3 separate regions of the Mus musculus genome follow, and regions 2 and 3 are each linked to region 1. A link is a loop called in an ENCODE intact Hi-C map of the cell type or tissue named here. Cell type or tissue: left cerebral cortex. All regions are shown on one strand.

What was found. A loop is a pair of places that touch in the nucleus more often than their neighbours do. Peaks named below come from ENCODE experiments on the same cell type or tissue, not always from the same donor. Only the 100,000 strongest peaks of a DNase experiment are listed, where the experiment ranks them.
Region 2: it touches region 1 in a loop (3-fold over the local background); 4 of 42 quality-filtered maps call a loop at or near these places.
Region 3: a loop joins it to region 1, with 3 times the contacts of the local background. A loop is called at or near these places in 8 of 42 quality-filtered maps.

What each region holds. Positions count from the first base shown.
Region 1 is chr12:51,184,584-51,192,583 of GRCm38, reverse strand. No RefSeq gene overlaps it. Among named protein-coding and RNA genes, the nearest start is that of Gm34745, 32 kb to the right of the region's middle. In left cerebral cortex, a CTCF peak has its summit at 4,146 (motif pointing right); DNase peaks (open chromatin) are centred at 4,562, 4,703, 6,647, 7,009 and 4 more places; H3K27ac peaks cover 3,825 bases.
Region 2 is chr12:51,054,024-51,062,023 of GRCm38, reverse strand. All of the region lies in intron 4 of 1700008C04Rik (RIKEN cDNA 1700008C04 gene), which reads right to left. Among named protein-coding and RNA genes, the nearest start is that of 1700008C04Rik, 53 kb to the right of the region's middle. In left cerebral cortex, no CTCF peak of the experiment used is centred here; DNase peaks (open chromatin) are centred at 839, 2,807 and 3,156; H3K27ac peaks cover 2,101 bases.
Region 3 is chr12:50,995,146-51,003,145 of GRCm38, reverse strand. The region is part of intron 2 of Gm40421 (a long non-coding RNA gene); the gene reads left to right. Among named protein-coding and RNA genes, the nearest start is that of Gm40421, 5.8 kb to the left of the region's middle. In left cerebral cortex, a CTCF peak has its summit at 3,328 (motif pointing right); DNase peaks (open chromatin) are centred at 3,339, 3,713, 4,402, 4,635 and 4 more places; H3K27ac peaks cover 1,925 bases.

The sequences.
Region 1 (8,000 bases):
TCATCTGGTTTTGTTTGGTCTTGCTTGCCCTGACTGGTACAGCTACCATCTATGTGGTAATTTATGGCCCAGGTAGCCTTTATGGTTATAGACATTTAAACAAAGACGATGAGATTTTGTATTAAGGTGGCAGAAAACTTTAAAATGATGTGACTCACATGTTGAGCAAATATTGACTTAAAGTTTACCATGTTCCAAACACACTTGCAGAGGCTTGAAATGTACCAGGGACTAAAACAGGCAGAGCTTCCCTCCGCAAAAGAGACTAGCTCATTGACTTTTGAGTCTAGTGACATCCAGTAGCAATGCTGTGTCTGTAGACCTCGAAGTCCTTGTCATTTCTTTCCCCATTCATTCTCTTTCCAATTTTCTCTCTTCTTCAGACTTCTTGCTCCTAATATGCCAGCCCATAGAACAGAAACTCAAGAGAGAGTTGGCTACAACTTTCTGCACACACTCCCTCATTTTCTTTGTTGCTTTAAGATTCTCAAGACGAAAAAGCATTATCCCGCCTTGATAAAAAATCGAATGCTTCCTTGCTCCTAGGTGACAAGCGTTCTCTTTACACTCCAGGCTCTGGGTGTGAACCATACAACCATATCTTTCCCCTTCCCACATTTGTTACACAACCCCAAGTCTCTTAAATGTCCTCCATTTTAGTACTCCATGGCCACGTGCAAAAACTTAGAGCAACACACAGCCTTGATTAGCAAGCCCAGCTCAGGGAATAGAATTTTAGATGTGTTGACACACTGGTCTCCAGGAAAAGCACACACTCTATGTTCTTAGAACAGTACATTATCTCTGATTCAAATCTCACCCATTTCTCCATATCTTGGATATCAAATGTAAGAGAGGACTTGAAAAAGAAAAAGATAATTATGTAATAGGACTGCCATTACTTGTTTGTGAGAACAGGGCCTGGGGATTCCTCACTGGCATGCAAAGTGATTATGAACTATGGTTGAGAAGAAGCTGAAGGAGACATATTTGGATGCCAGGGGTGGAAGGAGACGAGGAACAACACAGGTGTTTAATTTTATTCTGTTTTGCAGTTTCTGGGTTTTCATTTTGCCATTTATTTTCTGACAATATTTATTTATCATAGTCTCTAACCTAACATGGGTAAAATTTTCCCATTTTGAACTCCTACAGAAAGCCTCCACTCACAGTGCCTCTGGCACACTAAATGTGAAGGGCTGCTAGCTGAGTTGGGGAAAACTTATAACACTAAATATATGATATAACATTAAATATAGCTCTGTAAGTCAGTTAGAAAACGTCATTTGTTCTTATATTGTGACCGTCTAGTAATTAAGCCTTGTTGTCATTCAAAAAATCATTGAACTTGGTCTATGGATGGGTAAGGTGTGGGGTTGTAGTATTTTTGGCAAATTTTAATTAAGGGAAAGCACGTTTAGACAGTCAATAAATGTGGGAAATGTGAATCTTTCTGAGCTGTTTTCAGACGTGACTCATCTAGTCTTTCTTCTGTTTTTAAGAAGTCAGGCTTCACTAGCTCTTAGCAGAGATGCTAAGTGGTCCAGGCACATGATAGACCATTGTGAGTAGAGAGGGGATAAAGGGTTGTGCCCCCTGTGGGGAGGGGGCAAGTCAGATTTTCAAGCTAAACAGAAATTTGCTGCAGTAATTACCCTTTATCATTAATGACAGGCAATTGCCATAGCAACTGGCTGCCACCTGTCTCTCACATACCAGCTCTATCTGCTCTGAAGCAAAACAAGAGATACTACAAAGTCAATTGTGGAACCACAAGCCTGAAGAATGAAGAAAAAGCTATGTTGATATTAATAACTTAGCTAGAGGCATGCACGGTTCATTGCAAAGTATTAAACAACAACAAAACAGAACCTGGTATGTTAAAAAAAAATGAACAGAGCCAAAGTGAGGGAGGGCCATGGTGAGAGAAAGAGGTTTAGAGTTGGAGAGCACGGTTTGAATCTAAGCTTCTCTGCCGATGGGTTGAGTGGCTCTGGGTAAATGATGTAAACTTGCATAAGCATCAAAGGGTCAAACTCAGAGACTTTTCGGGAGAATTCCAATGAGATAATAATGTCTGTAAAGCAGTCATCCCTAGCTGAGCTCGCTGTCAGTGGCAGCTGTAGCACATGCCAAGGGCGGTGCATGCTGATGCTGACAGCACATAGGATCACTGCTCAGGGGATCCAGGCCCCTCTAAGCTCTCCCCTGCACTTTGTATGTATGTAGGCACAGGCACAGAGTCATCAGACAGCTTGAGTCTATCATCTTGCCGTTCTCCACAGTAGCAATGCATTCTCAGTATCACAGTTCAGCAGGTCATTTAGTCTTCTTAATGACACGATACAGACAAACCTCAGTGACAGCTAAAATTAGTTTTCCTTTGAGTCTCTTTGATTATGTCTCTAACCCTTTGAGCACTCCTTTTACCCCCTAAGTCCTGGTATTGTACAGGGGCCAATTAGAGATGTTAACCATCCTACCCACAGTACCAGCATTCTTTGGCATTGGGGTGGTGAAGATGTACTAATTTTGACCCATCTGCTAAAGAAAGTCCCTAATAACTTGACCATATATGTATGCATGTATACACACACACACACACACACACACACACACACACACACACACATACACACACACATTTATATGTTAATAAGAGCACTAAAGCTGGGTTAACATTGAACCACATTGTCAGTGTGCAGTTTAAAATTCATATACATTTCTCCAAAGTTAATCATTGTCTGATTTCCCTCTAGTCATAGTCAGCCTAGGCCCACATGCCCCTTGGCACGCCCTTTCTGCTGACCAGCACATTTGAGTCTTTTAGTCTGTCTTCTCTTAGCTTGTGGATCTCCGGCTTTCTGTCTAACTTTAGTATTTAGGGGTTCGGGCCTCATCCTCATTCTTTGAATGCTGTGGCAGCCCACTAGCTGGTCTCTGTTATTTGTGCGCTATACTTCCTCAGCACGACTTTATAGGATGCTAACGTAATCACGTTGCAGTCCTTAAAAAGGAATGTTCAGTGCATATTCTAACTATGCTGGTAAGCCTCCACCATCTACTTCTGTTCCTCTTCCAGTCACATGGGCCATTGCTGTGGCTTTCCCTGGGGGATACCAGCCCACATCATGCCAGTCCATTCTTGACTTTGCTCAGGCTTGCTTCTAGCAAAGTACCTTCGTGGTTTTTTTTTTTTTTTTTTGTCTGTTTCGAGACAGGGTTTCTCTGTGTAGCCCTGGCTGTCTTGGAACTCACTTTGTAGACCAGGCTGGCCTCGAACTCAGAAATCCGCCTGCCTCTGCCTTCCGGGTGCTGGGATTAAAGGTGTGCACCACCATGCCCAGCGTACCTTTGGTTCTTGCTTACTCTCAACTCCCACCCAGCTGTTATCTCTCATTTAAGGATCGACTGCTCCTCCTTTTACTAGAAATTCTAACTACACCCAGTGTAAGATGCTTTACACTGCTCATAGCTCTGTGATTTAAAATACACTTCCTTCTTCCTTCTTAGAATGCTTGAGTCTGTGGTAAGGTCTAGGCCCATCATTTCTCATGTCTTTAGGCTCCACTAACACAGCAATAAATGCAAAGCACACATTTGTCATGTGTCTGAACAACGTAGTACTTTAAAAACTGCTGCAGTGAAAGACCCTCTCTGCAACTGTGCTCTTGCTCCGTCCTGGGTTGTCACACAGAAGCCATGGACGTGTCGATGTATGGCATCCAGCCGTGAAGTGCAAGTCCTCTCAGAGCTCTCATTGTTACACAAGCGGCATGCAAAAACAGCTGTATGGTTACAAACCAGGCTATAAGGTTATATACTGGGAATTTCCATACTTAGTGGGAAAGATCATCAAAACATACAAAGTGAGGAAGAGAAAATGTTTAATATGAATGGTCGTTTCTTGTAGGTGGAAGTGTTACAGTTTTCGTATGTGTGTGTGTGTGCATGTGTGTTCATTCTAAATGCTTTATGAAGATTCTGCATTATACAATCAACATTTTTATAGTAGTTGCCATAAGTGTGAAGTAATTTTTCAAGAAGGCAAGAAATCTCTTCTTTGCTTGCCTATATTCTCATGGTTCCAGCAGCCTCCTTTGCTGTGGTATCTGAACATTTCTGGCTGCAAGTCACCATTTATTGCCACTAGATGTCACCAAACTACTTGCAATATTAGTGTAGATGCCCTGTGCATATTCAAACAGTTAAAAATATTTAAACACCATTATTCAGTGTTCTTTGGTGTCACACAAAGCATTCAGAATTTGAAGAATTAGTAAGAAAAGGCACATTACATAATGTTCTGCTTCTTATGTAACAGGTGAGGGCTACATGAATCCCTTGGTTTTATGTAATTCATATTTTACTGACTTCTTAATATGATTGGGAGGGGAAAATTGACACGAGAGTCTTGTTTAAATGTAGGATTATTTCCAGTTGATTCCAAGCACTTTTTTTTACATAATATATAGCAAAAACAGAGGCCAGCACCCCAAAACTCCTTCCTGAGAAGTGTTTTCCTTGAGCTGAACGCAGCTTCCGCCACAGCATCTGTAGCTCTTGGGATAATGAATCAAAACATAGCACTGGGATTCTTTCTGGAACATGTTAATTATTACAAAGCAGTTTAAAATTCATTTGGTGCTTCAGGAAGCAAAACCAATAACCTCTTCTCGAGGAACTGAAGAAGGCATCTCTTTAGCAAAGGGCAACTGAGAGCCATGTCTTTAAACGTTTGAACCTATTTACTGGGTAGGTTCAAAACCGGTCTTTTTTTCTGATTGGCTCTGTTAACAGCTAAAGTGAAGGGTTTAAGGCAGCTTGTTTCCAATCATTTTTGTTGAGAACGAAAATGAGAAGCCAATCAAAAGGCGTTTAAGTTAGGCAGTGGGTTTTGGGAAAGAAGTCTGTGCATTCCCTCCTGCTACTTCTCTCTACTGTGGAGTTCAGTGTTGAAATCATGGCATGTTATCCACCTTAAGCTTCACCATGGGAAAAGGGGCCAACACACAATAGCCTTTTAAGCAAAAATATAACTGAACCGGCCTGGTTGTTTTCTAGAGGTTTTCAATTGTTACCCATTATAAATCGCACATGTTAAGTCTTATCCACAGTATTGAGGATTTTTGACTATTGTCTAATTATAAGCATTCTATATCACTTTTATTTATTATGACATATTCTCTGCACGAAATTAAAAGGCAATAAGGATCATTAAGTCTAACTAAGTTTATTTACAGGGAAAAAAGCTACCATTAACAATAAGGAGGAAACTAAACCAACCCAGCAGCCCACACATCTCAGTTTATGAGACATTTTTAAAAGAGATCGTGGTACCGATCATTATATTTCAGATGCTACCAACCCAAAGCAAATAAGTCTACACGTCACCGGGGATTTTTAACTTCCACTAGTCTGACTCTAGTGAGGTTAGTATAACAAATGCCATCTTTACTTTATTTTGTGCAGAAACTATGAATTTTAAGCACTAGGAAAATAAGTATCATGAAAAACAGAATAGCCTCATCACGATGGGGCTCCAGGTTCTGTACTCGTTTATCAGGTACAACTTGACACTTGTGTGGATTGTGCTCCGAGCCCTGTTTCATTTGCTACTCATGTGCCATTGTACCACACAGAGAGGTCAGATCTTCTTGCAATATTGTAATATGGAATTGCAATTTGGTTTTTCTGTCCTAGGTGTCTCCTGAAAATTTCTTTACTTAAACCTTTCGTATGAAATATTCATCCGAGCTGCTCTGATATGGTGACAATCCTCAACTGTAAAGTGGAGGAGCCATTTTTGGACGTGTCTCTTCAGATGCTCAGATTTGCTTCTCTCTAGTACTTAAGAAATGAATAGCCTCCATCAGCTACGTATAAGGCCTGATAAGCTCACCCTGTGACACACTTTGTACTGTTATTATTCGGTGTCTTCCTTTCATATGTCCACCAAACGCCTCTAGTTTAGCTCCAAAGCACAGTGCATTTCCTCTGTTATTTTCATATTCACCCTCTCACTGATGCAGCTGATTGCTGCCACTGAAGTAGACAAGAGTTCTACTGGTAGGCTCTCATCCATGAAATTGCAGAGTCTAAGACTAGCTTTACATATTTTGAAATTAAAGTGTGTGTGTGTGTGTGTGTGTGTGTGTGTGTGTGTGTGTGTACATGAGAAAATGTGCTGTGTGAGAGTGTGTGAGAGAGTGTATATGTGTGTGTATGTGTGTGAGAGAGAGTGTGTGTGAGTGTATGTGTACATGTGTGAGTTTGTGTGAGAGTGTGCCTGTGTGTGTGTGTCTCAATTACTTTAAAGACATTTTGCTAATTTGCTGCAATCTTTTGCATCCTGTGTTTTAATGAATGTTCCAGGGAAGAGTTGTAGTGAGAGGTTGGTTTCTCGAAATGAGAGGCATCGGCATTCACAGAATTTGGTCAAAAAGAAGTCCAGCACTAAATTGCATGTTGCTTTGGGTGTCAGCCATGAAAATTTGCTCAGCTCACTGCTGAAGGATATTGAAACACATTTCTCGCCGACATGGCGTCATCTGTGGTGTGGATGGAGCCTTCATGCTGACAAACACTGCGTGAGTGGCTGCTGGAGCCAGTAGGCACTCCTGATGATTAACTACAAAAAATGCTTTTGACTCTGGCTGCTGACAGGAGTGACAGTGCTTTGGCCAGACCGGCCTCCTTCTGGACACCAAAGCGTGTTCCCGTCTTGGTTTTACCATCTGGTTCCAATACAAGCCAGGGACGATGAGGAGAAGAGTCTGTTAGAGAGGCAGCAATAGACTAATTCTTTTGGCAGTTTCATCTTTCTCTGATCAATTAAAAAGAAATGTACATAGGCCAGCGGAACAAAGCAACAGCTTCTGCAGTTTTGGTTTGGCAAAGGTCTTTTGAGCGTTTTCTGAATGCAAGGGGTCTGCATGGGTCACCGTATGCTTCATTATGGTAAAGGTGGGTAAATAGTGAGCTTCTGCAATGGAACTGAAGCTTACCCATGGTGCTGCAAGAATACCAGTGTTGCATTTTATATGACTCACTTCCTTCTAGGCAGCTCTAAATATATTCAGTCGGTGTAAGAATACTTAGCCCCGAGGATACTAAAAGCAGCAGAAATAATTCAAACTCGATATCCTTATTTGAAGTGTGTGTGACCAAAGGTATTTTAGATTTTACATTATAAAAGTTTGAGAGATGTCTAGAGTCATGAGGTACCTTGGGAATGGGACTCAAAACTATTTGCTGGTCTGGTGCTGGAGAGATGGATCAGGGGTTAAGAGCACATGCTGCTTGTGGGGTTTGAATGAAGATGGCCCCTGTAAGCTTATGTATTTTAACTCTTAGTTCCTTTGGATGGAACTGCTTGAGAAGGATTAGGAGGCGTGGCCTTGTTGGAGGAAGGTGTGTCCCTGGGCTTGGGCTTCAAGGTTTTGAAAATCCATTCATTTGCCGGTTAATCCTTTCTTTCCTCTCACATTCGGAGAAGGATGTAAGCTCTTCACCCTTCAGCACCATACCTGTTTACTGCCATGCTCCCTGCCATGATGGTACAGACTCATCCTCTGGAAGTGTAAGCTCCAATACAACTCTTTCATAAATTGCCTTGGTTATAGTGTTTTGTCACAGCAATGAAAAGTAACTAAAACATTGCTCTTCAGAGGACCTGAGTTCAGTTCCTGGCACCCAGACAGGGAAGCTCACAACTGCCTATAACTCCAGTCCTAGGGGATCTGACACCCTTTTCTGGCCTGCATGGACACTGCACATATTATGGTATACATACAAAGGAGGCAGGTTCTTATACACATAAAACAAACAAACAAACAAACAAACAAACAAACAAGTCACCGATGCTTCATATCCTCTCTGCACACATAGCCTGAAGGTAACCCCATGATACAGTTCTAATTTTTTTTGAGACAGTCTTGCAGGCTTGGAACTCACATAGATCAGGCTAGCCAGGAACAGAGTTCTGCCTGCCTTTGGCC
Region 2 (8,000 bases), 130 kb after region 1:
AAGGTGCTCCCCACCCACCCACTCCCATCTTCCCATCCTGGCATTTCCCTACACTGGGGCATCTTACACCATCAAGCCCAAGGGACGCTCCTCCCACTGATGTCCAACAAGGCCATCCTCTGCCACATATGTGGCTGGAGCCATGGGTCCCTCCATGTGTACTCTTTGGTTGGTGGTCCAGTCCCTGGGAGCTCCGTGGGGTCTGGTTAGTTGACACTGTTGCTTTTTCCATGGGGCTGCAAAACCCCTCAGCTCCTTCAATCCCTTCTCCAACTCTTCCATCGGGGATCCGATGCTCAGTTCAATGGTTGGCTGCGAGCATCCACCTCTGTATTTGTCAGGTTTTGGCAGTATAAACAAACTATTAGCAGTTAAAAAACAAAATACTGACCATTGACTATAAGTGTGCTCCATGTATCTTGAATATTTATAGCAATATTACATGGGTAGGTATTTATATTTTTATCTTCATTTTAAAAACTAAAATAAAAAAAATGTCCTAGTGTCATGGCTGTGAAGGGCTGGTGTCTTCAGTGCCCCTGATGTTGCTATAGACAATTGATAGTTTCCTTAGAGCTCACATGGAGAGTCAACTTGGATGGGAAGAGAGGTGTCAAAACTCTTCCCCAATGCTGGTAGCAATCCTGCTGGAGTCTGTGTTTGTTCCAGGTTGGGTTTGCTAAAAGAGCTAGGGTGAAGCCTTCATCTTTAGCCTAAGATAAAAACAAGATGCAGACATTCAAGCCTGTTTGATTTGATGGGAAACTTATCAAACAGTGCCATCCAACGAGGATATTTTCTTGTCTTCTTTCAAAATCAAGTTGGGAATTTCAGTTATTATTTAAAATTTTTTTTCACAAATATAGTTTTTTTCCCCATAGAACACAGATGCTCTTAACTTCTAGCAGTCACCATCTGCACCTCAATTTACATTTCCCAAAACACTGCTGACATCTGTTTAAATGCCAATCTCTTCCCAACGCAGTTGGATTTTAGCTCAAAAGTGATATCCGATACTGTTTTGGAATTTCAAATTTATACTAATTTTCATCAGAATGCTCAATAGCTGCAGGTACACAGGCTCTCTGGGTCCCCTAGAGAAGTTTTCTTTAGGAGAAAAACCTGGAGGCACATACTGAGAGAGAGAGAGAGCTGTGGTTTCTGAGGGAATGTGGGTCAAGTTCACCATCTATGAGAAAAGGATAGACTGGGGTGCTCTGGGGTGCTCTGGGCAATGTCCGAAGGACTCAGACATCATTGAAGGGAGATCCAGATTCGCCTTCTGGTTAATCTTCTTCCCGTCCATTGACAGTTGACTTTCTCCAATGAGTAGGCTTATGAGGACAGAAACAGAATCCACCTGGGGTGGTGACCATGTGGGAATGCAGCCGAGATCTGGTTGATTATCAGGACTCACTGAATAACACCCTTTTTAAAAAAAATACTGGGTTAGAAAAGAAATGCATGGAGATTCTGCCCCGAAATGCTGGTTGTTCCTTCAAAATCAGCACTGAAATAAAACACACACTGAATTTAATAACATTGAATTGTTTTTTTTTTAATTTTAAAATCTCATAGTTACTTTAACATCAGGGGAATATTATTTTAAAATTATTAAGAATATCAAATACTTATCTACTGAGGGTAAATCCGATCTGTAAAAAAATTAAAAAGTCATCTGAAATGTTGTATGCTATACAATGGGTTTAGGGGAACAGTTTTCTTTGCATGGTTCACAAACTAGTTCTGAAATGGCGCTTTCAAAAGGTGAGTTGAAATGCTTTTTAAATAATGAAGGCTGCAATGGACAAGATATGTTAGCTTTCAGGAAGAATTCTACGAGTATTTGGGATTGTTTGTATTTTAGAACCATCTAGAACTGGGATTTAGATCTGCCTTCGTGTATTTCAAGATGGAGGACGTGAAATACTTGGCTGTACTGTGTGTTAGTTATCTCCCTCCTGTTAGAGGGAGATGATTACCTTACCTACCGTGTGGGAACATCCAAGAGGATGACACACGTCAGGTACTTTTCCCATACTCAGGAGCGGAAAGCACCCAGTAGAGCAATGATGCTTTCAATGTAGACACACAGATCATGGGGTGAAGTGCTTAGGTTGTGCCGCTGTAACAAACTCCCCGAGACTGAGTTTTCGTAGAAACTGGAAATTTATTTCTCATAGTTCCGGAAGCTGGATGTGTTTAAAGAAGTGACTGCCTCTGAGCATGGCCACATCACATCTGATTTCTCTGGTTTCTAGGTTGCAGACCTTGTGTAGTGAAAGTCCTCTTTTCTTCTTGTATCTCTGGATACATTTTACAGGATTCTATAAGTTATCAATATCATACCTCAGTCAACTCCAGGGTTCTAGAGATCCTTGTTTCTGTCTATAGAAAGTCTGCCTCCTCTGTAAACTGAGACCCTTAAAGATTAACTTACAAAATACTCCATTCATTCATTCATTCATTCATTCATTCATTCGAAGGTAGAGTCAGAGTCTCATTTTGTAGCGCAGGTTGGCCTGGTTCTCACTTTTAAGCTCAGGCTGGCCTATACTCACATTTCCCCTGCCTTAACTTCTTGAACTCTAGAATTATAGATATAACACTGACATGACTAAATTTCTAAATGCAAAGACAAACTGTAGTGGAATTAGTATGTTACGCCCCTCCTTGTGTGTAGTATTAAGGTCTGTAAGGAATGCTTCTAGCAACAGCAAAGCAGTCCTTGCAGCAACATCTCTCTCTCTCCCCGGAGAAGTGATTTTCATATTTTCTTTTCATTTTGTTTGGCAAAAATGCCTCAGCTAAAACGAGATGTCTGACTCATTTCTACAGCCAAATATTTCTGAAATAAAAGTTTGGGGTTTTAAAAATAAAAAATAAAAAAGTTAAAACCCAGCTCATTTCTATAATAGGCTTATAACTTGCTGATTTCCAACCAAAATGTTTAGGAATAAAGTTGTAGTTAAACAAGTACTGGGGGAAAAAACACACCCAGTAGACTCTTTTCTTCAAATTGAATTTTGCAAGAGATGATTTAAAAGAGAAGCTGACAACAGCAGGGCTCTCTCGTGGTTACAGAAGGAAGAGGAGGTCCGCCCTTCCTCCTCATTATTCCTTCCTTCTATTTCCGGCTTCCCTTCAGAATTCCAACACTGCCTCAGAAGCCAGAGAGCTCCCCCGACAGAAACTCCTCTGGCTCCTCAGGCGGCCCCAGAGCTCCCTGACTTCCCAGATTGCTTGCTCCTTGAGGGAAAGAATGGGAAGAGGCAAGGAGCGAGCATTTTCTGCATAGAGCATTAACCCCGTCAGCTTGAGTCAGCAGGACACAGACAAGTCCATCTGCTGACAGCTCAGCCTTTTGCGCCCTGCCCAGCGTTCAGCCGAGCTTCTGGGTGTAGACAAGCTCCGTTTGTTGATGGTAATGTTCTTCTGCTCGACTAAACACATCTCCTCCACTGACTTTCAAATAGAGGGGACACGTCCATGGTCTTTAAAAGTAGCAGTGTCCCTGTTTGCTACATCGGCTAGGCCAGTCTTTTCCTTTGTCAATGTGAAATGTCAAAGCAGGGATGGCTTGGAAACGCCAATGCTCTGAGAAAGCACACACAGGCTTTCTGTCGAGTCTCTTCTAGTTCGGAAAGGCAGTTGAGCCCTCAGTAAATTGCCCTTGGTGAGGAAGCATATGGAGAGGTGTCGCCTTGGCCTGGCCTCTTCCTCATTCTCTGTAAGGTGTTGGTGTAGCTACGGCAGGGATGCCCTCTGTGTCTGGTCCTTTGATTGCCATAAGGGTTTTAGAACTCATTCAGTTCGAGACGAAATACTGTGTCGTAATCACTCTGGGCCCCAAGATGGAAACTGATCGGGAGTAGTGATCACTCAGAGGCACAACAGCCATCAAACTCTGGAAGCAGTGAAAGAAAGGTGAAGGATCCAAAAACCAAAAAAGAGCTTCCTGTGTCAAATGTCACATAATAAAGAAGACCAGAGGGCTATAAAGGGAAAACACCTGTGCAGAAGCCCCCGAGTGACTAACACAGATCTGCCTGGAACGCTTCAGTCATGGACATCAGTGTCTCGAGGGATTACTCACTGTGGCAAAATAAAAAAAAAAAGTTTCAAAAATACCCGTGTAATCATTCTCACCATATAAAGTGAATTAACTTAGTCTCAGGAAGATACACACTGTGTTTTCCATCATGTGTGGGTCCTATATCTTATCTTGCCACATATGTACAGATGAGGTGCAGTTAGAAACAAAACTATCTTGGAAACAAAGGGGACAACCGGGAGGGGTGAGAATGCCAAAGAGGGGGAGATGCTGGTGTGTTAGAGTTCTCTAGAGGCATACCGCTAATAGGATGGCTTTATTAAAAACACACTAGATTGGCTTGCTCAATGGTCTGGCTAGTTCAACGATGACTGCCTCATGCTGGACAGGCTGAGAACCTGGTACTGCAGTCTGTGAGGCTAGATGCCTTAGTAGTTCCAATCTGGTGCCGAAGGGCTGGAGGATTCCAGGAGGTATGAGGTCTTTGGTCGGTATTGGAAGCCCGGAGAGGCTGTTCCTAAATCAGTGAAGGAGTGTAGCAACAACAGGATAGATGAGCCTTAGCAGGAGTGAATGCAAATAAGCAGAAAGCAGTTTCTGCCCTCCACCTTCTTTTTTATCTGGTCTGCCACCTGAAGGTGTCGCCCACATTCAAAGTGGGTGGTCTCACTTTATATGATTTGATTAGAAACATCTCTTAATCATCTACTATTCAATACCACTAGCTATTGGCATTCTTTGGAGACTCATTTTAGGTGTGCTTTCTCTTCTCTTTTCTTTTTTCTTTTTTTAAACAGGGTTTCTCTGGAACTCACTTTGTAGATCAGGGTACCCTCGGACTCAGAGATCCACCTGTCTCTGCTTCGCAAGTTCTGGGAGTAAAAGCACGTGCCACAACCATCTGGTTTATGTGCTCTTTCTAAGGGACACTGTGTACAGCACAGATCCCCAGGGATCCCCCAAAAGAAAGAAAGACACGACATGATGCTACGACCCCAACACTGGGGTAGGGGTCATGGGTGACTGTGGCTACATGTTTCTTGGCTGTATCTTTAGTTAAAATACTAAACCTCTCTTCTGAAGCACTGGCTTGTCACGGCTATGCAAATTCCAGTATTTTCTCAAATGTCAGCGTTGAAAGGCCTGAGAGTTTTTGTTTGCTTGTTATAAATTTTAGTCATAGATTAATAAATGAATTTCTAGAAAAACTTGAATTTAAAAAAAATTATTAGATATTTTCTTTATTTACATTTCAAATGCTATCCCAAAAATTCCCTATACCCTCCCCCACCCTGCTCCCCTACCCACTCACTCCCACTTCTTGGCCCTGGTGTTCCCCTGTACTGGGGCATATAAAGTTTGCAAGATGAAGGGGCCTCTCTTCCCAGTGATGGCTGACTAGGCCATCTTCTGCTATATATGCAGCTAGAGACACCAGCTCTTGGAAGTACTGGCTAGTTCATATTGTTGTTCCACCTATAGGATTGCAGACCCCTTAAGCTCCTTGGGTACTTTTTCTAGCTCCTCCATTGGGGGCCCTGTGTTCCATCCTATAGATGACTGTGAGCATCCACTTCCGTGTTTGCCAGGCACTGGCATAGCCTCACAGGAGACAGCTATATCAGGGTCCTGTCAGCAAAATCTTGCTGGCATATGCAATAGTGTCTATGTTTGGTGGCTGATTATAGGGTGGACTCCCGGATGGGGTAGTCTCTGGATAGTCCATCCTTTAGTCTTAGCTCCAAACTTTGTCTCTGTAACTCCTTCCATGGGTATTTTATTCCCTATTCTAGGGAGAAATGAAGTATCCACATGTTGGTCTTCCTTCTTCTTGATTTTCTTATGTTTAGGAAATTTTATCTTGGGTATTCTAGGTTTCTGGGCTAATATCCACTTATCAGTGAGTGCATATCAATGTTGTTCGTCCTCCAAGCCGGTGGCGACACAAACGACACAGACACCAAGTTGGATTCATGGAGCAACTTTTTCTTTTACAGCTCTCTTCCCCAGCAGCTTCTTCTTAGGGCAAGGGCTAAACTACTCCTATTCTACTTCTGGCTTCTACCTAGGGCAAGGGCTAAACAGCAATTCACCTCACTACTCGCGCCTACTCCTCTCCTTCTAGCTCCACCCACCTCATCCATTCAGAATTCACACACGCTCCAGGCATGAGCTTAGGTTGTTCACAGATAGGCTGACAGGTCTGGATGACGAGGAACTAACTGTCCAGCCTGGCAGGCAGCCCACACATGCAGCCTCACTGCGCATGCTCGGGCAAGGCAGTAAACAAGTGGGTTTCACAGGGCCTGCAACCACACCTGCTTCCCACATATCAAGTGACTTCTTTTGTGATTGGGTTACCTCACTCAGGATGATATCCTCCAGATACATCCATTTGCCTAAGAATTTCATAAATTCATTGTTTTTAATAGCTCAGTAGTACTCCATTATGTAAATGTACCACATTTTCTGTATCCATTCCTCTGTTGAGGGACATCTGGGTTCTTTCCAGCTTCTGGCTATTATAAATAGGGCTGCTATGAACATAGTGAAGTATGTGTCCTTCTTACCAGTTGGGACATCTTCTGGGTATATGCCCAGGAGAGGTATTGCTGGATCTGCCGGTAGTACTATGTCCAGTTTTCTGAGGAACCACCAGACTGATTTCCAGAGTGGTTGTACAAACTTGCAATCCCACCAGCAATGGAGGAGTGTTCCTCTTTCTCCACATCCTCACCAGAATCTGCTGTCACCTGAATTTTTGAACCTAGCCATTCTGACTGGTGTGAGGTGAAATCTCAGGGTTGTTTTGATTTGCATTTCCCTGATGATTAAGGACGTTGAACATTTTTTTCAAGTGCTTCTCAGCCCTTTGATATTCCTCAGTTGAGAATTCTTTGTTTAGCTCTGTACCCCATTTTTAAAATATATTTTTAATTAGGTATTTTCTTCATTTACATTTCAAATGCTATCCAAAAGTCCCCCATACCCTTCCCCGCCCCACTCCCGTACCCACCCACTCCCACATCTTGGCCCTGGCGTTCTGGGGCATATAAAGTTTGCAAGATGAAGGGGCCTCTCTTCCCAATGATGGTCTTCTGCTACATATGCAGCTAGAGACACGAGCTCCGGGGGGTACTGGTTAGTTCATATTGTTGTCCCACCTACAGGGTTGCAGACCCCTTTAGCTCCTTGGGTACTTTCTCTAGCTCCTCCATTAAGGGCCCTGTGTTCCATCCAATAGCTGACTGTGAGCATCCACTTCTGTGTTTGCCAGGCCCCTGCATAGCCTCACCAGAGACAGCTATATCAGGGTCCTTTCAGCAAAATCTTGCTAGTGTATGCAATGGAGTCAGCGTTTGGAGGCTGATTATGGGCTGGATCCCGGGTATGGCGGTCTCTAGATGGCCTATCCTTTCATCTCAGCTCCAAACTTTGTCTCTGTAACTCCCTCCGTGGGTGTTTTGTTCCCAATTCTAAGAAGGGGCAAAGTGTCCACACTTTGGTCTTCCTTCTTCTTGAGTTTCATGTGTTTTGCAACTTGTAACTTGGGTATTCTAAGTTTCTGGGTTAATATAGCCATTTATCAGTGAGTACATATCATGTGAGTTCTTTTGTGATTGGGTTACCTCACTCAGGATGATGCCCTCCAGGTCCATCCTTTTGCCTAGGAATTTCATAAATTCATTCTTTTTAATAGCAGAGTAGTATTTCATTGTGTAAATGTACCACATTTTCTGTATCCATTCCTCTGTTGAGGGACATCTGGGTTGTTTCCAGCTTCTGGCTATTATAAATAAGGCTGCTATAAAAATAGTGGAGCATGTGTCCTTATTACCAGTTGGAACATCTTCTGGATATATGCCCAAGAGAGTGTACCCCATTTTTAATGGGGTTATTTGAATTTTTTGGTGTTCAGCTTCATGAGCTCTTTGTATATATTGAA
Region 3 (8,000 bases), 190 kb after region 1:
TTTTGTACATATGTATCTCTGTGTGTGTATGTGTGTGTGTGTGTGCATATTTTCAACTTAAAATGTCATCTAATTGTTTGACCAAAGGTACTCTGTTTCCACTTGGAAACCAATCCTATTCTTGGACTCTGTAAACACAATACATCCAGAATTATAGATTATTTAATGTGGTACTGGATTTTAGCTCAAACCTAAAGCTTAAAGATTTAATTTTCTGTTGGCCTTAATGAAATAACCAACGCATGAGCTCCCTGTGGGGGGATATGAAAAGTAGTGTCTAGAGACCCACTAAAACATTTGCAGACCTCCTTGGTTTTCTGTTTCTAATGTGATGAAAATTTGTACAAATAACAAAGAAAGAATGTCATGGTAACGAAAACATTTCCTATACATGTATTTTAGAGGGATGCGAAATCAAAGGTCTTCAAAGAATTACTAGGGCTCTTTCTAGGAGGTTATTGACAAATATGTAGTTTGTCTCTGGAGTTTGTGCCTCTTTCACAGATTGGTGTATTTGTGATCCCACCGGCAGAATAAGTGTCTGTAATTCATTTCTCCTTGTTAACTAGTGTGCCTTTGTGTGGAGGATGATTGGCAGCAAACTCGGCTGAGTCCCAACGGATGAGCTTGTTAGCAAAACCCTAGCGTCCCATCTCTAATAAAGCTTATCAGCGGTACATTTTGTCCTATCTATTAGCCTCTCTGTTTCTTTTTTTGTGAAAAGCTGAGTGTCCCTTTGAAGCAATGACAAATAAGCCCCTGAACTGAAGTGCTAGGCTGCCTTACGGACAGCTGGATAGTAAATGTCACACCGTGGAGAGAATGCCTATTATCAGAGCGAGCCATTTGTTCCCAGCCTTTCAGTATCTTAATGTAATACAAAATTGCTAAATCAAGCCCCATGTCTGTGACAGAACATAATTAATGAGAAAGCAGGAGCCAATTCAACACTCTTTATTGGGACCTAATTGGCTCAGGCAACAGAGTTGTCACTCAACAAGAGACTTCCTTTAAAGCAATTTTGTTCTTGGTTGTATTACAGAGCCTATTAAATTGTCCCCTCCTTGATCACACAAAGAAGTATCTGCATGCAATAATTAGCTTTTCCAGGGGGAATTTTTTTTAACTCATGCAATACCGGATCGTTTTTTAAACTGTCTGCAAAAGCCCTGCTTGTGGCCAGGGGATGAGCTGCACGCTGAGCAGAGCCACAGGCTGCTTTCCATTCTGCACAGCACCAGGAATCTCTGCTGCAGAAAGCTGAAAGGGAGCCCAAGCCAGAGAGAGACGTGCTCAGAGGTGGAGGATGGGAGAGGGATGAGGTGGTGGGCCCAGGAAATCACTTTGATGGGTAATCGTAGCTCACTTCACAATCTGCTCTTAAAAGGAACACAGTAGAATACTTATTTGTATATATTTAAAATTTGTGGGTTTTTTTTTTCCTTCTATAGCCAATTTACTCTGTAATCAAAATTAGCCGAGTGATGGCAGGAGGTGGAGCTTCAGTGCACATGAAAGCCTGAAGGGTCTCCGGTATATTAATGCACTTGGCTGTATTTTGGAGATTCTTGGGGGCACAGTTTAAAAGTCAGCACAAACATTTAATGCTGTGTGGTTATTTATTGCAATCTAAAAATGTACTCTGGAGATTTATGGCCTTCCCTCCCCCTCATTTAATAAATCTCAAGATAAATGTATTCTGGGTATGCACACCATTGTTTTAAAACTGTTTTCTCGCTGTCACAACACCACAGACTTCAAATAAGTCTGTGCCTTGTCTTGATGGGTTTTAGGCAGCGTGACATGCAGTGAGTGAAGGCCACAGAGAACAGCCCTTAAGGTTTACACAGGCATTCGCTGAGATCTGGGCAGAAAGGATCCAAGCCAGGGGTACAGCAGACGGAAAGTTGCAGGAAACACATATTAAAACATACAGATTAGGCAACCACAAGTATGAATTTGAAAAAAACAAACCCTGCAACAGTTGATATTAGAAATTATTAAAGGTTGATTTAAATGGCAATACTGTGAGCAGCCTAAATCAAAGGCACATGTATGGACCCTTTCTTGAAATGGCTGTCAATTTCTCCCTTCTGTGCCTTCAGAAACAGCAAAGACTGCAGTGAGCATGGCAACAGCATTTGGCTGGATTTAGAGAGCTGTTAGTTGCCCCAATGAGGAGATGCCAGCTATTAGGACAGGGAGAAGACAAACCTCTCAAACAGGAGAGGAGAGAGGCTCCCACCGAGCTGCAGGGTGCAGAGAAATCCCAAGATCTGCCCCAGTCACTGCTGCAGCAGGCTGGCGTGGTGCCGTGGTCCTCGGACTTATTGCTGTTTGCCGGCATCTTAAGCTGTCTCAGTTGCCATAACTGACTTCCGTCACATAGAAAGAACTTTTCTAGCTTCTCAGCCTCCCTCGAACCCACCCTTACAGACGGAGCAGAAGCGGACTCATGGATGCACTCTGTTTGAAAAATATTCGTTATTAGTCCATAAAGCAGGAACAAATAAAACTAACAGTAAAATGTATTAGTCAATAATGTCCTTTCCCAGGTGACTCTTGAACCTCACGGAGGCGCATTCTCAACGAAGATTTATTAGTCTGGTCGGGAATGCACCATGATAGCAAGAGCTGCCAGAATCTAATTTGCTTTAATTAATCATTTGCTTCATAACACGGCGATTCTCCCCCCTCCCCCTCCCTCCTTTTAACTGTCTAGATTATTTTAAAACATTAGATATTGCTCTGTGGATGGCTGATGAAACTGAAATTGAATGCTGTAAAAGTTAGATTAAAAATTCATTTAACAGTATAAACATTTCAGAGTGCAGGATGTTGTCGATTAGGTCAAGTGCGTATGGAGCAATAAAACAGTCGTCGAGCTGAGAGAAAATACATTGTCAGAGGGCACTCAAACAGCTGAATTTAGTCTAATTTAAATGTTATAGGAGACTTAAAAAAAAAAAAAACGCTAGCTAGGAATCCAGTTATAATTACTCTGTATTTGAGTAACACCGACGGCTAGGAAGTCGGAACCACATCCAGGCACATTTATTAGTGTCATGGTACAAACAAGCTTTAGTTTGGATAGGAATGAGCCATGGCCTCGGTGGAGAATAGAGGCTGAGTTAAAGGCCATAGTGCCTACCCCTCTTAGGAGAATGGACTGTCTCGGATTTCCAGGAGAGCCAAGACATCAGATATTTATCAGGGCAGCACCAGGCAGGAGTGTTTTCTCCTCCGCCCTCTGGGCTGGCCTGGGCAGATGCCAGCTGCACAGGGTGGGAGTGAGCGCTGCTGTAAGTGGAGGCTCCGTCCTTCTCGCCACAAGGAGGCGCTCGCGGACACCTCGCTGACTGAGCCGTACAGGCTTAAAGCCGGATGGAGCTCTGAAAGCTTCCAAGGACCTGAAAGGGGAACACTGTAGTTGCCTGTTGCTGAATGGAATGCTTTTGTGTGCTCAGCTCTTGGGAGCTGGGATGGGGAAAACATGTGTCTGATTTAGGAACCAAACAAAATGTGTGTGCTTAGAGATCTTGCAGTTTATTTCATAACACTATAAAGGGAAATACCACTGTAATTTAGCAGTGGGATGAGCCTGAAGCACAAGGACTGTGTGCTTGCCACTACAATTAAGCACCCTATACTATGCTGTCCGTACACATGGTACCTCATCCCTCGTATCAGTTCCAGTGTGACATGGAGTGTCCTTACTATAGTGGAATTTATATCACTCCCAGCCTCAGAAGGCTTGACTATCCTGTAAAAATACGTGTTAAAATCGGTGCCTCAGATGATCTAGTGGGGGCTATTTGTTGTAAAATATTTTGTAGTTTGGTTACTGGCCAACTTTTAATAAGCATATACGAAATTAAATAAGTATTTTACAAAGAAGCAGACATGTGTGTGGGTGCTGAACTTTTTTTTTTTTCTTCTTCCTTAAGTGGGTTTTCTGTCTGCTTTTAGAATCAGTTCTAGAACCTCATAAGAAAATTATTGTTATAGTGTTACAGTCCCACCCTCTCCCCCCTTTTTTTTGGTAAAGTCAAATATAAATAACATTCTCTGGGACAGCGTATTTGATACCCAATTCATTACAATTTAATGAAGTCAAGGTGTTGTTGGTGAATCACAGATTCATTGACAATCTTCAGAGAAGGTCCAAATGGCTGTAGGCAAGGCCTGTGTGCCGTTCCTCGCCGTTATTCTGGGTTGAACTTGAATACCTCCTGTTCTACTCCACGACTTCATCAGAAATGCATTTCAGTGGAGTTGTCGAGCAAAATATAACTCTAGGAGAATTGTAAACTAAGAGTGGGGACATCTCAGTTTCTACCCACAAGGAAGTTTCAGGAAGAGTGAACTGTCTAACTTTGAATTTTGGAAGGAAGCCTTGCTAGCTGCCACCTCAGCCAGGATGGAAAGCCTTATAAACTCATGGGTAGCAGCCAGTATTTGTCGTTTTCCTTCAGTTTCCCAATAAGTCAGCAACGTGCATCCTCACAAGAGACTCACAGCAAGTCTTGTGCTAAGAAGCAGAATCAGAGGGAATTGGATGTTCTTGAAGTTTTGCCGTTCAAATCAAAGTGAGCAGAAAGAAATGTGCCGTCGTCGTCATTCCCTGGGCTTGGAATTTCTTAACATTCGCGATGGGGATGGGGTTGAGTAACACCTGAGTCCCACGGGGAGGACTGTAATCAAGGAAGCTCTGAGCAGTGTTAGAGGGTCTTTACCTCCCCTCCATCCCTCTGCAATATGCACTTGCAGAATTGGCTAAATGAGCCACCATACTCTGGTCAATATGAATAGGCTTGTAAGAGGCTCAGTTTGATTTAATGGCCACCCATGGACTTCCACACGAGGAAGGGAATGCCATGCTCAGACTGAATAAAGCTGTAAGAATTCAACCACTCCATTTGGCATTGTAGCTGTATTTTAATGTCCTCTTCAGAATTCTCAGTTATAGTAACATCTCTGCAATCAGGCTAGCATAAAAAGGCCTGTTTGTAATAAATCGGTCAGCCTCTTATGTGCCTCTCTTTCCTGATGCGAATAGTGAATGACGGGATTGTTGCATGTAAACTAGGCAGGAAGATTTTCGGTATGGCTAGTTGTATCTCTTCATTTGTATAAGTGATTTATTTAAGATCTTATTTCTGTTTTCAGTCTTTGTTTTCACGTTATCTCCTAATTGTCCCAGGGATGGGGAGACAAACAGATTCTGCCCATGAAGTGTAGGTCTGTGGGAGATGTTTAAGCGAGATGCAGTTTACAAAGAGGTCAGGAAATGAAAACAAGATTGTTCTGCCTTCTGTCATCCTTTCTTTCAGGAGACTGATGTGAGGGTTGTGAGCTGTCATGTCCTGGCCAGGACGTGGTGGCAGAGGCGGAAGGGTGGAATTGGTTTCTATGAATATTCTAAGGTGGAATACTCACACTGCCTTCTTAGTACATAATGGTCACCCAGTGCAAAGGGCCCTAGACCTTTGGAATCATTCAAAGTTTTCATTAGAGAACCAGCGGTCTGTTCAACTTGCTCTGGTGGAGCTCGGCGTTGAAATTGCATATTATAGGCTGTGCTGCTGTAAATAAAGGGCATTTTGTTATGCCCACACTCAGCTGCCTTTCCTACTGTGATTTCTTTCCCAGCCCCTGCTGTGACCTATTGTCAAAAACAAGGCTTTATTGGTGAGCTTCTTTTCATAGGAGCTCGATGTCTGTCCAGAAGACAAAAACACCAGTTAGGTAGAAAGAGGACAACATCTTTTAGGGACAGAATGACTCAAAATCTTAACTACAGACTTTCAGATAATTCATAAATGTCAACAGACAAGAAGTGGGCAGCTGGGGCACCCTGTCTTGAAGGTGACACACCAGCCATTTCCTTGAAGGTGACAAACATGCCAGCCATTTCTTGGATGCTTAAACAGAAAAGGACCAAATGTGGTCTCTGGATTGATTTTGTAGAGACCCTTTCTTGCCAAGCTCAGGGTTTTTTGTTTTTTTTGTTTTTTTGTTTTTTGTTTTTCCCAGTGAAAATCAGCTCTTAGGCAACATTTACACCTTTATTTGTTTTGGAGGATTCTACAAGGGTGGCTAAGATCAAAAATATCAGTGAGATTATTTAAACAAAAAAATAGTCACCTAATTTCCCCCTCATTTCTCAGTGCTTCTTCTCACAAACCTACTCCTGAAATACAGGTATGGCCAAGCTGTCATGTAGAGAAGGACACTGCCCGCTAAAATGCTCTTCTTCTTTGTTGGTTATTGGCCTGAAAACATTGTGTTCTAGTACTGAGACTTTCAACAAATGTTCATGAAGACAACCACAATATACAACTTTACCCTAATCCACAGTGGCTGTTTTACATGCTATTTATATTTTGAAAGTAGGAAATAGTGTCTCAGTAGCTTAAATATTTTTCTAAATACTGTATGCAGATAAATTAATCCCAGGCCCTATTCTGTAAAGAATGGTGCGATGAATGACTAGTGTTTTCCAAAACAACAGAAGATCTTACTCCAAAGACATTCAGATGGGTTACTGAATTCTACTGATAGACAAACCTTATTTTCTCATTCTACTATCAATGGAAGGTGCTGCTGTATACTTCTAGCAGTTGAGTTTTCCCAGAGCTGAAATGTATTTGTAAGGACTCTATACTGCCTAGGAGAATTTGGCATGCTTGGTTTTAGAAAGCTATGTTGAATACAGAATATAGACTTTAGAATCTACCTTTTCTTCTTTGGATTTATAAGACTTCTTTATTAGAAGTCTAAGACTTTTCTATTGACTTGTGAAGTAAGCAAGGGCTAGGAAATTAAATACGGGTTAGAGGTATGGCTTAATTATTCAACATGTGCTTAACACATGGAAGACCTAGGTTTTGATATCAGGATAGAAGGAAGGAAGGAAGGAAGGAAGGGGATTTTGACCAACATATCTAGCTTCTGTACCTTAGAGAACACATACATACCCACACATGTTTATACTTACAAAGAAAGCAAAGCAAATGGCAGTTGACTTGAGTTTTATTCAATAAAAGACCCATTTTTAATTGTAATGTTCATAGGATTGTAAGGCTGCAGTGATACCTGAGAGAGGCCCGAGAATATGTTTGTAGCACATTACTTGGACTGCATGATAATTGAGATCCATTGTGGCTGAACACTTTATGAGTTTGTTTAATTTGTCACAGTAAATAAAGCTTTTATGATGCAAGTTAATTAGCTCTCTTGTGTTACTGCACATCAAATGTAATTAACAACAAACTGCCAGTGTGGGGTTGCCCTTATGGAACATGGTAACAGGGAAAAACTTAACTGGGTTGGATTAACTGAAAGATACACTGTTGACTCAATCATCCTTTTGCCTGCTTTAGATAGATCAGAATCTGGGTGGGGGTGGGGAGGAATACCAGGTCTCAAAAAAAAAAAAAAATCAGCTGTTTAATAAGGTTTCAAAAAAATCTAATGTATTATGACAGACTCACATTTGCTACCACATTAAGTAAAATTTCTACCACTGTTCGGAGATCTCTTCCTCCTCCTTGGCTGGCATTGCCTGTGTGCCAAGCTCAGCTTGCATCTTTCATTTCCAGTCATTTACCTTTATTTTGCTTTGACACATCTTCTCTAGTATGATAAGTGCTGCTATGGCGGAGGCGGAAGGAGTGCTATTGAGTAATGACTAGGAGGGAATGTGTCCGAATGGGCAGGAGATTATGGAAGGAGGTGTGTTAAGAAGGCCAGGTTTCCAGTTCCATCATGGCCGTCTCATTGAGTTGATAGTTTGAGAAAAGAAAACGCTCTGTATTATTTTCTCTTATTTTTTTTTCCCTAGGAAGAATTAAGAAAATGACATCCATAATGATATATACTCATTTTTGATCATGTGATCAGAGGAAAAGAAGTCAGAACAGACCCTTAAAAGGCCATTTTTAAATACTCCAAGTGTCTGCTACTTAGGTTGTAAATACTGGGAGCAAACATCAACA